Regions from separate parts of the Homo sapiens genome. Here region 1 is linked to region 2. Evidence: read pairs that join two places in POLR2A ChIA-PET (ENCODE). Cell type or tissue: A673. All regions are shown on one strand. Each heading gives the region's core, and the rest is flanking DNA. Links, peaks and the distances in the headings are about the cores only. Region 1 overlaps SWAP70 (switching B cell complex subunit SWAP70). Region 2 overlaps SBF2 (SET binding factor 2).

Region 1 (8,339 bases), core at 33-8,032, 130 kb before region 2:
TGATGAGTAGTCAGCTGTCAAGCTTGCAGGAGTTCCCTTGTGTGTGGTAAATCATTTTTCTTTTTCTGCTTTTAAGATTATTTTTTGGTCTTTGTCTTTCAACAGTTTTACTGTGGTGTATGTGGGTGTAGATCTCTTTGTGTTTATCCTGTTTAGAGTGTATTGAACTTGAATATGTAGATTAATGTTTTGCCTTAAGCTGGATAAGTTTTCAGCCACAAATATTTTTTCTACTTTTTTTTCCCTCTTCTGATACTTTCGTTATGCAAATGTTGGTGCACATAATGGTGTCCCACATTTCTCTAAGGCTGTGTTCATTTTTCTTCTTTTTTATTTTCTGTTTTCCAGTTGCATAATTTCTATAGATCTGTCTTTAGTAGATTTTTCTTGTAGCCCAAATATACTGTTGAGTCCCTCTAGTGAATTTTTCGTTTCAGTTATGGGACTTTTTACTTCCAGAATTTCCATTTGGTTTTTTCTGTGATTTATATCTCTTTATTATTCTCTATTTTATGGTATATTGTCATTCCTTCCATTACTTCTCTAAGTATGGTTTCCTTTAGTTATTTGAGCATAAAATATTTATAACTGCTTTGAAGTCTTCATATGCTAAATCCACCATCTGGGCCTCTTCAAAGGCAGTTTCCGTTGCCTGCTTTTTCCCTGTATATGGGCCATACTTTCCTTTTTCTTTGCATGTCTCATAATTTCTTGTAGAAAACTAGACATTTTAGATAATGTGTGGTAGCAACTCTGGATTCTGATTCCACCCCTCTCCCCAGAGGCCTGCTGTTGTTTGCTCCTTTATTTGTTTAGTGACTTGGCTGGACTATTTCAGTGAAGTTTGTTTTCCTCACAGTGTGAAGCTTCTGACTGTTGCTCCTCAGAGGCACAGGCTTGGACAGGAACACAGTCACCCTGCGAAGACCCTGATTTTTGCAGGGCTCTCTTTGAGTGTCTTTCTCTGATCTCTCATTTAAGCTTTCCACCTCTGTTGGTACCACACCAACAGCTGTTAGAGTTCACTAATTTTGTTCTGTTGTTCTCCATAATGCCCTGGAACCTGAATTGCCTCACAGTCTGAGATCATTTAAATTCAGGCCTACATGTAGTCTTTAAGGTCAGTCTTTGAGACTTGTTCCTACTACATGAGAACTCTTCTTAGCTGTCTCTTTCTCTGGTTCTGTCTGTCAGACGTTTGGCTGGTCTGGAAGAGCAGTGGCTCACACCTGTTAATCACTTTGGGAGGACAGGGTGGGAGGATCACTTGAGGCCAGGAATTTGAGACCAGCCTGGGCAACATAGCGAGACCTCATAGCAGTCAACCAACAAACCAACAACACTTTTAGCTGGTCCGTGTGTTAGTGTGTTGTTCTCATGGAGCTTCTGGCCTCCTCTTAATTCTCAGCCACTCTTGCCTGGAATAAAGTTTCTGCAACATGCAGCTGGGGACAAAGAGAAATTCTGGCAGCCAGCCTGCCCCTCCCAGGAAGGTATCATAGCCCTAGGCTTGAGCTGAGGGGAGGGGAACCCTTGTTTGGGGTTCCATCTGCCAGGAGAAGAGCTTTCTTCTCACTGACACTGTGGGGGTGGGGAGGGAGTGCATCATATGCCACAGACCCTCACGATTCTTACTGAGAGTTAGATTTTCTTAGATAAATGTTCTCCATTTTAGAATGTCCTTAGCATAATTTCTAGAGACTTTTAAAGGTTTTGTTTTTTTAACAATAATTTTCACCAGTTATGGTTGTTTTGTTGGGGAAAGGGTCTGTGGAGCTCCTTATGCCACCCTTCTAGAAATTGGTTCTGGTAAAAGTTATAATGAATAATGTATAAGATGAAAAAACTGTACAGAAAGAGCTCAAGAAATAGCTCTCAAATCTCATGAATGTGGCTGGGCATGGTGGCTTACACCTGTAATCCCAGCACTTCGGGAGGCTGAGGTGGGCGGATCACGAGGTCAAGAGATCGACACTATCCTGGCCAACATGATGAAACCCCGTGTCTACTAAAAATACAAAAATTAGCTGGATGTGGTGGTGTGTGCCTGTAGTCCCGGCTACTCGGGAGGCTGAGGCAGGAGAATCACTTGAACCTGGGAGGTGGAGGTTGCAGTGAGCCGAGATCGTGCCACTGCACTCCAGCCTGGCGACAGAGCAAGACTCAGTCTCAAATAAATAAATAAATAAATAAAAATCTCATGAATGCAATCCCAAGTGAATTTAATTCAATGACTGTACTAAAACTTTCTTTGCAAAATGTTGTTCAGGCTTATCAATAGTCTTTCATTTACCTAATTTATTTTGTATGTTGATTCAGCAGATCGTTAGACTGGAATTCTAATGGAGCTAAAAGTTTTTATTCTATTATCTTTATTGAATGTTAAGAATGTTTGGCTTTTCCTGTACTTAAGTATGACTGTCTCTCTCTCTTTAATGTACTTCTACTCTAACACCTGCTTTTCTGTGGATGGGTTTTTGATTGGCTAGAAACTGGAGGAAGCAGCATCTCGTGCAGCAGAAGAGGAAAAGAAACGCCTTCAGACTCAAGTGGAACTTCAGGCCAGGTTCAGCACAGAGCTGGAAAGAGAGAAGCTTGTGAGTATCACATGGCTGGAGAAAGCAGCTGCAGTAGCTCAGCCTGGGTCGGTGGGAACAGGGAAGGGCTGGAGGCTACAGTGAGGCATGTCATCAGCTTGGCTTTGCTACTGACCTGGAATGGGCTGTAGGGGAAGTTGCATGTTTGTTCATTCATTAATTATCTGTTTATTGAACACCTTCTATGTGCCAGGCAGTGTGCCAAAGATGTAATGGCAAAAGACATAAACCTTGTTTTCAAGACTCCTAAGTGGAAATTTATGGAGCCAGGCATGGTGGCCCACTCCTGTAATCCCAGCACTTTGGGAGGCCAAGGCATGAGAATTGCTTGAGCCCAGGAGTTCAAGACCAGCCTGGGCAATATCTACAAAAAAAAAAAAAAAAAAAAGAATTAGCCAGGCCTGTTGGTACATGCCTGTAGTTCCAGCTACTTAGGAGGCTGAGGTGGGAGGATTGCTTGAGCCCAGGAGTTCAAGGCTACTGTGAGCTGTGATTTTGCCACTGCACTCCAGCCTGGGTGACAGAGCAAGGCCCTGTCTCCAAAAAAGAAAAAAAAAGAAATTTGTGGAATGATGTGATAAATGCTTGGTTAGGGTGACTATATTTCCTGGTTTGCCTGGGAGAGTCCCTGCCATTCTGGTATAATTATTAATAACATTCCTTTTCATTCTCAAAACAGTTCTGATTTGGAAAATAAATAGTTATGGAAAAAGTAAGCATAGGTTCCATGGTATATCTCCTCTGTAATAAGCAAGGATGGCGGGGGTGAGATCCTGAAATTGTGAGAACATCTAGAGTCTGATTTGTTGCTCTTGGCAGCTCCGGTTCATCCTAGAGGCTTCCATCTTCAAGAGACCCAAGATCCAGGTTGTCTTAGGTAGTTAGCTGGTTAGCTGGAACACAGGTCTTCTCACATTGAGTGATACTCTGTCAGAGAGTGCTAAGCCCAGTGCCTAAATAGATGCATGTGACATTTCCTCTAGTCACTTTTTGTTATTTAGAGTTGAAAGAGATGTGTTTGTGGTTCAGAGAAAAGAGGAAGGCAAATGTGATGTAGAGAAACAGCCAGAATGTCTGGTCTTGTTTCCTCTCTGGTCCTTCTTACTGAACATTGGCTTTTTCTTCTTTAAGTTCAGGATTATCACATGCTCTCTCATGACTCTTCTGAAGACAGAGTGAGCTAATGCAAGTGAAAATATTTTATCAACTGCAGAGAAATAGGCTAATGTGTTTGTTATATTTAGGATGTTCTTGTCTTGTAATTTTTAAGGCAGGGATTCAAAACTCTGTAATCCAGAAGGGAAAAACCATTAACGTATACAGATTAACTGAAATGCTTGAGTTCCTCTAGGGCTGGAGGTGCCCCAGGGAGTGGAGACAGCCAGGGAAGTGTGGGAGGAATCCCATGCTGGATGACCTTTCCTTCTTCTTTAGTGTAACACTAAAGAAGACTGGGAAAAGGTTCGTTTGCTCTGACTGGGAAAAGGTTCGTTCCTTTTAGAGAAGACCCTATTGGTAAAAAGATTGTGACTTTAAGACAGAAAGGAATTTAGAGAGAAATTACACAAGGAAACATTTTTTTCTTGACTTGAGTCTTAAAATGTGGAGTGGAAGGGATGGAAAATACAGCAGGGCAGAACATAATTTGGGTTATAATTTGCTCTTCCCAGACTCTTTCACTATTGCGATTGGGTGTGGTACCCTCATCTCCTCCATCTTTAAGTTCAAGGATTGAAGGACAGGGTCCTGCCACCCTGATGGGCTGAGGCTGCAGCTGTGGGCAACCCCTCAGGTGGAGGTGAGGCTTTCCCTGAGAAAGAAGTCAACCTGCATTTAAACAAGACCCTTTTATACCAACAGATCAGACAGCAGATGGAAGAACAGGTTGCTCAAAAGTCCTCTGAACTGGAACAGTATTTACAGCGAGTACGGGAGCTGGAAGACATGTACCTAAAGCTGCAGGAGGCTCTTGAAGATGAGAGACAGGCCCGGCAAGATGAAGAGACAGTGCGGAAGCTTCAGGCCAGGTGCCAGATTTGTTTGCAGACTTTGCCTTTATGTACTTTGCCTGGGCTAATACAGTTTCTTGGAATGACTAACACTCTGGTGGAGAGGGAGAAGTGTCTCTGCTCTGGCTGTGACTGAGCTCGAGGTGCTGTCCAGATTAGAAAGACTGTGGAGACTCGACCGGCTGGAGTGTTTCTTTTCATTCTGAGGCGCTGGGAAACCCTTGCTTCTGGGGCTAAATAAGGGCCTATTTTAGAGCAGTCTGGTAGGTATGTTTGATGAGGTACCCTTAGTCTTATTCGAGAAAATCCACAAACCCAGAATTACCTCTGATAAGAGCTTGGCATCTTCAACACGCTCCAGACCAGAGAGGGCCATTGGTATGCAGGCAGAGGCCTGTTCAGGCCAACGTTGCCGTCAGGTTTTGAGGAATAAGGAAGAAATATGCAGTTTCTATTTGGTCATTCAGGATTGGTAACATTCCTTCAGTAATTACTACTTGAAATCCTAATTTTAAAAGTATTTGAAACCTAGATTTTTTTTCCCCTTAGAACTTTATGATAGTCATGTTCGCAGATGAAAATTCTCAATTTTGGGCCTTCATGGCAGCAGGGAGGACAAAATAAAATGAAGACTCCCAAAGGGAAAAATTGAGCCTATCCTCTGCCAGTTTCTACTTTGCTGCCCCATTTACATTATTTAAGGTGTCTGGGATGGGAGACAACACTAAAAAGTATTCACTACAGTAGCAGCACAGGGTCCAGTCTTTGATCTCTGACCCCCTGTTTTGGGGAGCAGTTATGAGATGAGCTAGGGTAGATTTTCCATGGCTGCCATTTTACATGTGGAGCAGCAAAAGATGTTTCTTTAATCTTTAGATAGGAAGAGAAAGAAGAAGCCATCTTTAGTTGTATATTTTGCCAAAAGTGACTTCAAAAATAAATAAATTGTTTTGGACATTTAGATTTTAAATTTAAATTTTTTTAAGGAAAAATTATTTTCTAAATAGAAAATTAAGCATGTAGCATATTGCCAGGCATATATAGGCCCCACAGGTGCACATTCACTGCACTGTGAGGTTAATCAGGTTCTTGGAACTCCCCTCCAGTGCCACTCGGCAGTGATTTTAGCAGAAGAGTCACTCTACGGGAATGTTTGAGTGCCATGTGACGTCCAGAGTGACGTTCTACATGACACTCAACATTTTTTGAGCCACCTCATAATTTGAGCCGTGTTGAGAGTTAATAGATTGTTTTTGTGCAAAGAATTCGCAGGTGAAATATGCTATATGTATTACTGCAGTTTTGTGGGAAGTTGATTATGACACAGCAGAGACTAGATCACAGAGGGAACCAGATAATTCTAGAAATACTAGTCTTAGTTATTTAGTGTTTATAGAATGAGTGATATTTTGAATAAGGGATAATTTTGGATAATTGAAGCCAGTGGTTTTTTAACCAATGTTATGTATCAGAATCACCTCACAAAGCTTCTGAAAAATACACCACAAAGTGTGGCTCACCCACCACACTTTGGGAGGCCGAGGCTGGAGGATCACTTGAACCCAGGAGTTTATGACCAGCCTGAGCAACATGGTGAAACCTCATCTTTAAAAAAAAAAAAAAAAAAAAGTCTACTTGGGAGGCTGAGGCAGGAGGATCACTTGAGTCCAGGAGGTTGAGGCTGCAGTGAGCTGCATTTGCACCACTGTACTACAGCCTGGGGGACAGAATGAGACCCTGTCTCAAAAAAAACACAAAACAACAACGGCAAAAAACTCCAGCTAATTATTTTGCACACTCTGATTTAAGCAATAGCAAAATGGTTTCAACCTTTTGAATCCAGATGTAACTTCTACATACAGCTCTGATCCAATATGCTGAAAGTACTGCACACAAATTTAACTTTTTCTTAATGTGCAAAGGGCATTTTATGAATATAATTATTTTATTATTCTAAATTTTTTTTTCTCTTAGTTTTTGGAACCTGAAATGGACAAATTTGCCCCCCTGCTCCCTTTTTTTTTCTGAGATGGAGTCTTGCTCTGTTATCAGGCTGGAGTGCAGTGGCGTGATCTCGGCTCACTGCAATCTCCGCCTCCTGGGTTCAAGCGACTCTCCTGCCTCAGCCTCCCGAGTAGCTGGGAGTACAGGCGCGCACCACCACACCTGGCTAATTTTTGTATTTTTAGTAGAGATGGGGTTTTGCCATGTTGGCCAGGATGGACTCCATCTCCTGACCTTGTGATCCGCCTGTCTCGGTCTCCCAAAGTGCTGGGATTACAGGCATGAGCCACCACGCCCGGCCTAGTGGTCATTTTTAAGTGAAATGTGTTCCTCTTTCCTGAAGTCACTGAAGGCTGTGGCTGATTCAGAGGGACTTTCTGTCAGATTGGCAGAGAGGGTTTGTTCTTTGCTCCTCAGGATAGGCCTTTCTGGATAGAAAAATCAAGGGAAGTCATCCTGGAGTTGGGTTGGAAAACTGGCACTAATGAAATGCACATAATCTTACGCCAAGGGCCTGTGTAAAAGGCTGCTCAGTTAACTCTTCTCACTCCTTTTTTTTTTTTTTTAATTTTATTATTATTATACTTTAAGTTTTAGGGTACATGTGCACAATGTGCAGGTTTGTTACATATGTATACATGTGCCATGCTGGTGTGCTACACCCATTAACTCGTCATTTAGCATTAGGTATATCTCCTAATGCTATCCCTCCCCCCTCCCCCCACCCCACAACAGGCCCCGGTGTGTGATGTTCCCCTTCCTGTGTCCAAGTGTTCTCATTGTTCAGTTCCCACCTATGAGTGAGAATATGCGGTGTTTGGTTTTTTGTTCTTGCGATAGTTTACTGAGAATGATGATTTCCAATTTCATCCATGTCCCTACAAAGGACATGAACTCATCCTTTTTTATGGCTGCATAGTATTCCATGGTGTATATGTGCCACATTTTCTTCATCCAGTCTATCATTGTTGGACATTTGGGTTGATTCCAAGTCTTTGCTATTGTGAATAATGCCGCAATAAACATACTTGTGCATGTGTCTTTATAGCAGCATGATTTATAATCCTTTGGGTATATACCCAGTAATGGGATGGCTGGGTCAAATGGTATTTCTAATTCTAGATCCCTGAGGAATCGCCACACTGACTTCCACAAAGGTTGAACTAGTTTACAGTCCCACCAACAGTGTAAAAGTGTTCCTATTTCTCCACATCCTCTCTAGCACCTGTTGTTTCCTGACTTTTTAATGATTGCCATTCTAACTGGTGTGAGATGGTATCTCATTGTGGTTTTGATTTGCATTTCTCTGATGGCCAGTGATGGTGAGCATTTTTTCATGTGTTTTTTGGCTGCATAAATGTCTTCTTTTGAGAAGTGTCTGTTCATGTCCTTCGCCCACTTTTTGATGGGGTTGTTTCTTTTTTTCTTGTAAATTTGTTTGCTCACTCCTTTCTTAAAGCAACAGCCGATCATTCGTGGAATATTTGGAATCTCATTATTCTTTTAATGGATAGTTCTTTCTCTGTCAGTCTCTTAAAAAGACAGTGTCTTAAAAAAAAAGAGAAACTTTTTATAGTAAATTGTTTAAATGAAAGACAAGAACTTTAGCTTGAAACACGTAGATCTTGTAATTTTTTTTTTTTTTTTGAGACGGAGTCTCGCTCTGTCACCCAGACTGGAGTGTAGTGGCGTGATCTCGGCTCACTGCAAGCTCTGCCTCCCAGGTTCA
Region 2 (8,339 bases), core at 32-8,031:
AACCACATGATTATCTCAATAGATGCAGAAAAGACCTTTGATAAAATTCAATATCCCTTCATGTTAAAAACTGCCAATAAACTAGGTATTGAAGGAACATACCTCATAATAATGAGAGCCATATATAACAAACCCACAGCCAATATTATACTGAATAGGCAAAAACTGGAAGCATTCCCTTTGAAAACCGGAACAAGACAAAGATGCCCTCTCTCACAACTCCTATTCAACACAGTATTGGAAGTTCTGGCCCAGGGCAATCAGGCAAGAGAAAGAAATAAAGAGTATTCAAATAGAAAGAGAGGAAGTCAAATTATCTTTGTTTGCTGATGGCATGGTCCTATATCTAGAAAACCCCACTGTCTCAGCCCAAAAGCTTCTTAAGCTGATAAGCAACTTCAGCGAAGTCTCAGCATACAAAAATCAATGTGCAAAAATCAGTAGCATTCCTATATACCAACAACAGGCAAGCAGAGAGCCAAATCATGAATGAACTCTCATTCACAATTGCTATAAAAACAGTAAAATACCTAGGAATAAAGCTAACAAGGCAAGTGAAGCACCTCTTCAAAGAGAACTACAAACCACAGGTCAAAAAAATCAGAGAGGACACAAACAAATGGAAAAACATTCCATGCTCATGTATTTGAAGAATCAGTATTGTGAAAATGGCCATACTGCCCAAAATAATTTATAGATTCAATGCTATTCCCATTAAACTACCATTGACATTCTTCACAGATTTAGAAAATACTATATTAAAATTCACATGGAACCAAAAAAGAGCCTGAATAGCTAAGATGATACTAAGCAAAAAGAACAAAGATGGAGGCATCATGCTACCTGACTTCAGACTATACTACAAGGCTACAGGAACCCAAACAGCATGGTATTGGTACCAAAACAAATATGTAGACCAGTGGACCAGAATACAGAACTCAGAAATAAGACCACACACCTACAACCATCTGATCGTTGACAAACCTGACAGAACAAGCAATGGGGAAGGGATTTCCAATTAATAAATGGTGCTTATAGCTATATACAGAAAATTGAAACTGGACCTCTTCCTTACACCTTATACAAAAATTAACCTGGCCGGGCACAGTGGCTCATGCCTGTAATCCCAGCACTTTGGGAGGCTGAGGTGGGTGGAGCACAAAGTCAGGAGATTGAGACTATCCTGGCCAACATGGTGAAACCCCGGCTCTACTAAAAATACAAAAATTAGCTGGGTGTGGTGGCGCACGCCTGTAGTCCCAGCTACTTGGGAGGCTGAGGCAGCAGAATCGCCTGAACCCAGGAGGTGGAGGTTGCAGTGAGCCGAGATCACGCCACTGCACTCCAGCCTGCCAACAGAGTGAGAATCCGTCTGAAAAAAAAAAAAAAAAAGTAACTCAAGATGGATTACAGACTAAAATGTAAAATGCAAAACTATCAAAAACCCTAGGAGAAAATCTAGGCAATACTTTTCAGGATATAGGCATGAGCAAAGATTTCATAATGAAAGCACCAAAAGCAATTGCAACAAAAGCAAAACTGACAAATGGGATCTAATTAAACTAAAGAGCTTCTGCACAGCAAAAGAAACTATCATCAGAGTGAACAGAAAACCTACAGAATGGGAGAAAATTTTTGCAATCTATCCATCTGACGAAGATCTAATATCCAGAGTCTACAAGGAACTTAAGTAGACTTACAAGAAAAAAAGACCCCATTAAAAAGTAGGCAAAGGACATGAACAGACACTTCTCAAAATAAGACATACATGTGGCCAACAAACATATGAAAAAAAGCTCACCATCACTGATCATTAGAGAAATGATAATCAAACCCACAATGAGATAACACCTCACACCAGACAGGATGACGCTTATTATTATTATTATTATTATTATTATTATTATTATTTTGAGATGAGTCTCACTCTGTTGCCCAGGCTGGAGTGCAGTGGCGCGATCTCGGATCACTGCAAGCTCCGCCTCCTGGGTTCATGCCATTCTCCTGCCTTAGCCTCCCAAGTAGCTGGGACTACAGGTGACCGCCACCATGCTCAGCTAATTTATTGTATTTTTAGTTGAGACGGGGTTTCACCGTGTTAGCCAGGATTGTCTTGATCTCCTGACCTCGTGAACCGCCTGCCTCAGCCTCCCAAAGTGCTGGGATTACAGGCATGAGCCACCGTGCCCGGCCAGGATGATAATTATTAAAGTAAAAAAACAACAGATGTTGGTGAGGTTGCACAGTATAGGAACACTTTTACACTGTTGGTGGGAGTGTAAATTAGTTCAACCCTTGTGGAAGACAGTGTGGTGATTCCTCAAAGATCTAAAGGCAGAAATACCATTTGACCCAGCAATCCCATTACTGGGTATACGCCCAAAGGAATGTAAATCAGTATATTATAAAGATACATGCATGCATATGTTCATTGCAGCACTATTAACAATAGTAAAAACATGGAATCAACCCAAATACTCATCAACGATAGACTGAATAAAGAAAGTGTGGTATATATACACCATGGAAACTATGCAGCCATGAAAAGGAATGAGATCATGATCTTTGCAGGGATATAGATGGAGGTGGAAGCTATTATCCTCAGCAAACTAACACAGGAACAGTAAACCTAACACTGCATGTTCTTACTTATAGGCGGGAGCTGAAAGATGAGAACACATGGACACATAGGGAAGAACAACACACACTGGGGCCTGTCAGAACATCAGGAAGAATACCTAATGGATGCTGGGCTTAATACCTAGGTGGTGGCATGATCTGTGCAGCAAACTACCTTGGCATACATTTACCTCTGTGATAAACCTGCACATCCTGCATGTACCCCTGGACTTAAAATAAAGGTTGAAGAAAAAAATAAGTAAAAATTAAAAAGTCTAAATACGTGAACAGAGATTTCACCAGAGATGATATATTGATAGCAAATACAAACATGCAAAGATACTCAATATTATTAGTCATTAGGGAAATGAAAATGAAAATCACAATAACCTACTACTTCATATCTACAAGAATGGCTAAAATGACAAACACTGACGTGTGGATCGGAGGAACTGGAACTCTCATACACTGCTGAAAAGAATATAAAATGGCAGTACTATGGAAAAAATGTATTTTTGGCTGGGTGCAATGGCTCACATCTGTAATCCCGGCACTTTGGGAGGTTGAGGCAAGTAGATCACTTGAGATCAGGAGTTCGAGTAAATAATAATAATAAATGCTAAGCCAAATAACCAAAAGAAACCTCTGAATTCAGAGTTCAACATAGTTGTGTCTGAAAAGTACATCATAAAAGAAGAACAGGGACCTCTGTTTTTGTAATAAACTGTAATCTTTATATTTCTGAAATGTATACATATATGCCATAGATCATGAGGTCAGGAGATCGAGACCTTCCTGGCTAACACGGTGAAACACTGTCTCTACCAAAAATACAAAAAATTAGCTGGGCGTGGTGGCACACACCTGTAGTCCCAGCTACTCAGGAGGCTGAGGCAGGAGAATCGCTTGAACCCGGGAGGTGCAGGTTGCAGTGAGCCAAGACCGCACCACTGCACTCCAGCTTGGGCGACAGAGTGAGACTCTGTCTCAAAAAAAAAAAAAAAAAAAAAAAAAAGTTACTAAAAAATGCTCTATGTAGTTTGTCACAAAGGTTTAAAGTGATATGGATTAGTACAGCATAAAAATATTGGTTCACAACCACAAATGGTGGTTATAGTCATTCACCACAGTCTGAGAATTCAAAAGATATGTTATGGAAACAAAGCTAAGAAGATTATGGTGTATGCTGCTAACTTCATTTCAGGGCAGCTCTAGCACATGAAAGTAAGAAGATCCACTTAATATGTATTTAGTAAACAGAAGCAGCAGCCAGGGGCTCAAGGGATAGTGGGGGCAGCAGCATAGTTGCACAAGGTCATGGTACAACAGCAGGAAACCCACATAGGCAGACATAGATAACTGGGAAATAGAAGTATCTGCCTAGGTAGAGGAACAGTGAGCAGTTTTAGGGATCTGCATGAGCAGTGAGGAGGCATATACCTAGAAAGTTGGCTATTATTTAGCTCCAAAGAGCTTTCATTTAGTAGTTCAGCACTATATTAGGATTTAAAGAAAAGACAAAAGTAAGTCCCTTGAAAGAGCATATTTCTGGCCGGGCACGGTGGCTCACGCCTGTAATCCCAGCACTTTGGGAGGCCGAGGCGGGTGGATCACCTGAGGTCAGGAGTTCGAGACCAGACTGGCCAACATGGTGACACCCCGTCTCTACTAAAAATACAAAAATTAGCCGGGCCTGGTGGCAGGCGCATGTAATCTCAGCTACTCGGGAGGCTGAGGCAAGAGAATCGCTTGAACCCGTGGTCTCTCAAGAGATGGAGGCTGCAGTGAGCCGAGATTGAGCCACTACACTCCAGTCTGGGAGACAAGAGCAAGACTTTGTCTCAAAAAAAAAAAGAGCATATTTCTTTCCTTGTGTGACTGAGCTTTAGAGTTTAAATCCTCTCATTAAATCTGCATGATATTATTACTATCTTAGAGACTAATGACAAAGAGAATCTAGAAAAAAACATAATTAGGAAGCTCTCATTCTAAGTCATTTTTAACTTGAATTTTTATTGCCAAGTACATAATAGTGAATCTAAGTAAAAACTTATTCCTTACACTATTTTCTACTTCTTACTAGATGAAGGCAGAAATCACAGTACTACTGAATTACAGTTTTATAGTATGTCTCTTCTTTCCTTAGTTTCTATCTACTCAACTTTTCCAGAGACCCCTAAAAAAATTATCAGAGATACAAAAAGCAAAGTCTTAAAAGCATTTCCTATAAACAAGAAAATCAATATCTTTTAGGGGCCCAATTTTCCAAATTTCACTGACATTTTGACTAAAAAGCTTAAGACTCTTGTCAATGACCAAATAAAGACTCAAATTGTAGGATGCCTCCATGATATAGTCAACTGTGGGTGCATTTAAACTGTAACTGTTACTTCAGTGCCTACACTTTCTAAGGGTTTTATTTTGATGCTGTGGTCTTCTGAGAATGAGTGACAGCCAGCCAGTGTGATTCACTGAGGTACTGCCTACACAAATTAGAGGCTACAAAGCAGTAAATATGGGGCTGGGCCTTGAAGAGGCTCTGACTTACAGAATATTATTGGATAAGTCACCTAAGCTCCTAGCTTAAGTTTATTATTAAAATAACACCTCTTGACTTGCATGTACATCTGCTAAAAGTAGACTAACCTATCAACCTTGAAGAGCCAATAGTACAAAAAGTTAAAATGTTATATGAAGAGAAAGGAGACCAACCTATTATTGGAAGAAAAACAGCATTGTAAGCTGATTATAAGAACATTTATTTATTGAGGAGAAATATGCCTCTGTTACTGAGGAAAACAGCTCTTCAACTTATAGACTGTATTTATTTTGGAAAGATTGATTAAGACTGAGCCTCTAGAATGAGAGACAAGCTGTTTACCTAGTGGCCATTTCCCAGGAAGAATTATCTATCAAATCATATAGACTGGGTCACAAAGTTCTCCAAGTATTTGCATGGTTAAGCCAATAATTATGCCTAGAATTCTAGAAAATGAGTAAACAGCAGTAATTATCTGGTTAAAAATAACCAAGACAGATCCAGTGCTAAGAATAAATAGCTATAAAGTTACATTAAACTGTTCTAGGACTGCAGATGGTTTTCAAGCTCCAGAGGATCATTTCTCACTTCTAAGGCTTCTAGGAACATCATAAAATCCACCTTCCTCCTACCCACGAGCTCCTCTTTTTATTAATGTCTAGTGGTTTGCTATTTATGTTTCATTTGTACAGTTTAAGGCCTACTTCCTAATACAAAACAAATGTTACTGCAGGCCTGAGGATACCTTTACCTAATTGTCCATAACCGAATATGAAAGAAGGCTTTGGGATTAAGTTTCCATAACAGGATAGAAAGACCAGTTGTGAGGGAAATGAAGTCAAAAGCAGGAGAAAATAACAGGGCCAGTGAAGTGGAAAAAAGGGTGTGGAACAAGGCAGGGTCAGCCATATATCTTCTCTATTTGCCTGGTCAATCCTCCCTGCAAGGTCCAGTTTGGGTGCTTGGAATATGCTGAATAAGCTTCCCAATTCATGGAGGGGTAGGAGAAATTGAAATTCAACTTAGGAAGCCAAAATAGATTTTTCTGCCTATTATCAAAAATTTGCAGAAGCTGCACATCTGCTGGTGTGAGACACAAATGTGAAAGTATGCAGGCACACACAAACACATAACACTCGTTAAACTTAAATCACTTAACTTGTTATTAAGTGTAAACTCACTGAGTTAGAATAAACCTCAGAGATTTTTTTTTTTTCACTAATACATGGGAACGCCAAGATAAACGGAAGAAAAGAAACATAACAAAGGTCATACAGCTAGACGGAGCAGTGCTGAAGCCAGCATCAGATGTTTTATAAGGTATTAAACGATCTGGTCACATCCTCCCTTTCTCAACTTCCTGAATACTATTCACTCCTGTAGGTGTATCCCACAGTTGAACGAGTTGAATGCTCTGTGTACTAAACATACTCTTTGCTTTCTCCCTGCCATGACATTGGTCAAGCTGTTTCATCTACTTGGAATCCCTCCTTCCAATCTCTAGTGGTTAAAATCCATTCTCCAAGGGCCTATTCAGATGATACCTCTTTCAAAATGCCCTCCCTGTTTGCTCTCTCTTTATTTACTATGTGTTATAAACTGAATGTTTGTGTCCCCCTTAAATTCATATGTTGAAACCCTATCTCCATCCAGCGTGCCCATATTTGTAGTAAGGAAGTAATTAAGGTTATATGAGGTCATAAGGGTGAGGCCCTGATCCAACAGGATTAGTATCCTGAGATAGAGAGCTTGTTCTTGCTCTTGCTCTCTCTCTCCCTCTCTCCCCACTGCCCCACGTTCTGAAGAAAGGCCACGTGACATAGTGATAAGGCAGCCATCTGCAACCCAGAAAGAAAGCCGTTCCCAGAAAGTGAATTGGCTGGAACTTTGATCTTGAGAAAATAAATTTCTGTTGTTAAAATATCCACTCTGTGGTATTTCGATATGGCAGCCTAAGCAGACTATGACACTATCTTAAGTAGAACTTTGTTGTTGTTGTTTTGAGATGGAGTCTTGCTCTGTTACCCAGGCTAGAGTGCAGTGGGGCAATCTCGGCTCACTGCAACCTCTGCCTCCTTGGTTCAACAATTCTCCTGCCTCAGCCTCCTGAGTAGCTGGGATTACAGGCGCCCACCACCATCCCCAGCTAAATTTTGTATTTTTAGTAAAGACAGGGTTTCACCATGTTGGCCAGGCTGCTCTCAAACTCCTGACCTCGAGCAATCCACCCACCTCGGCCTCCCAAAGTGTTGGGATTACAGGCGTGAGCCACTATGCCTGGCCTAGAACTTTGTTTATACTTCTTTAACAATTATTTCATTCTATTTTGTATTACATTTAGGACAGTTTTTTGCTCTAGAATGTGCTGAAATGCTATGCTACAACCTTCCTTAGGCTTGATACAAGATAAAATAGCAGCCATAATAACAATACAAAGTATTAGTATTTCTATGACAACAATGATGATCAAGGTAGAGTTTTTAAAAAATAAATAATACTCTACCGTTTTATAAGGAAATGTATTATATGAAGTAAGTTCCTGTGTTGTTCCTATTTTTGTATGCTCATTAAGAGATAATATTTTTAAAATGCCAACAATTAGGTTTTAAAAACTAAACATGAAATCATTAATTAAACCTAAATAATTTTTTAAAATTATACTTTAAGTTCTAGGGTACATGTGCACAATGTGCAGGTTTGTTACCCAGGTATACATGTGCCATGTTGGTTTGCTGCACCCATCAACTCGTCATTTACATCAGGTATTTCTCCTAATGCTATCCCTACCCCAATCCCCAACCCCCCGACAGGCCCCAGTGTGTGACGTTCCCTGCCCTGTGTCCAAGTGTTTTCACTGTTCAATCCTCACCTATGAGTGAGAACATGCGGTGTTTGGTTTTCTGCTCTTGCGATAGTTTGCTGAGAATGATGGTTTCCAGCTTCATCCATGTCCCTGCAAATGACATGAACGCATCCTTTTTTATGGCTGCACAGTATTCCATGGTGTTTATGTGCCACATTTTCTTAATCCAACCTATCATTGATGGACATTTGGGTTGGTTTCAAGTCTTTGCTATTGTGTATAGTGCCACAATAAATTTACGTGTGCATGTGTCTTTATAGCAGCATGATTTATAATCCTTTGGGTATATACCCAGTAATGGGATCACTGGGTCAAATG

What was found. Peaks named below come from ENCODE experiments on the same cell type or tissue, not always from the same donor. Only the 100,000 strongest peaks of a DNase experiment are listed, where the experiment ranks them.
Region 1: POLR2A ChIA-PET joins it to region 2 with 12 read pairs; 2 of 35 experiments call an interaction of 5 or more read pairs at or near these places.

Annotation. Positions count from the first base shown.
Region 1 is chr11:9,735,724-9,744,062 of GRCh38, forward strand. It overlaps SWAP70 (switching B cell complex subunit SWAP70), which reads left to right. Exons shown (of 12, transcript NM_015055.4): 8 at 2,490-2,597; 9 at 4,458-4,624. Among named protein-coding and RNA genes, the nearest start is that of SBF2-AS1, 18 kb to the right of the region's middle. RefSeq lists an enhancer at 4,733-4,852. In A673, for the core only: no CTCF peak of the experiment used is centred there; no DNase peak of the experiment used is centred there; H3K27ac peaks cover 355 bases.
Region 2 is chr11:9,869,598-9,877,936 of GRCh38, forward strand. All of the region lies in intron 17 of SBF2 (SET binding factor 2), which reads right to left. All of the region lies in intron 1 of LOC101928008 (a long non-coding RNA gene), which reads left to right. Among named protein-coding and RNA genes, the nearest start is that of LINC02709, 110 kb to the left of the region's middle. In A673, for the core only: no CTCF peak of the experiment used is centred there; no DNase peak of the experiment used is centred there.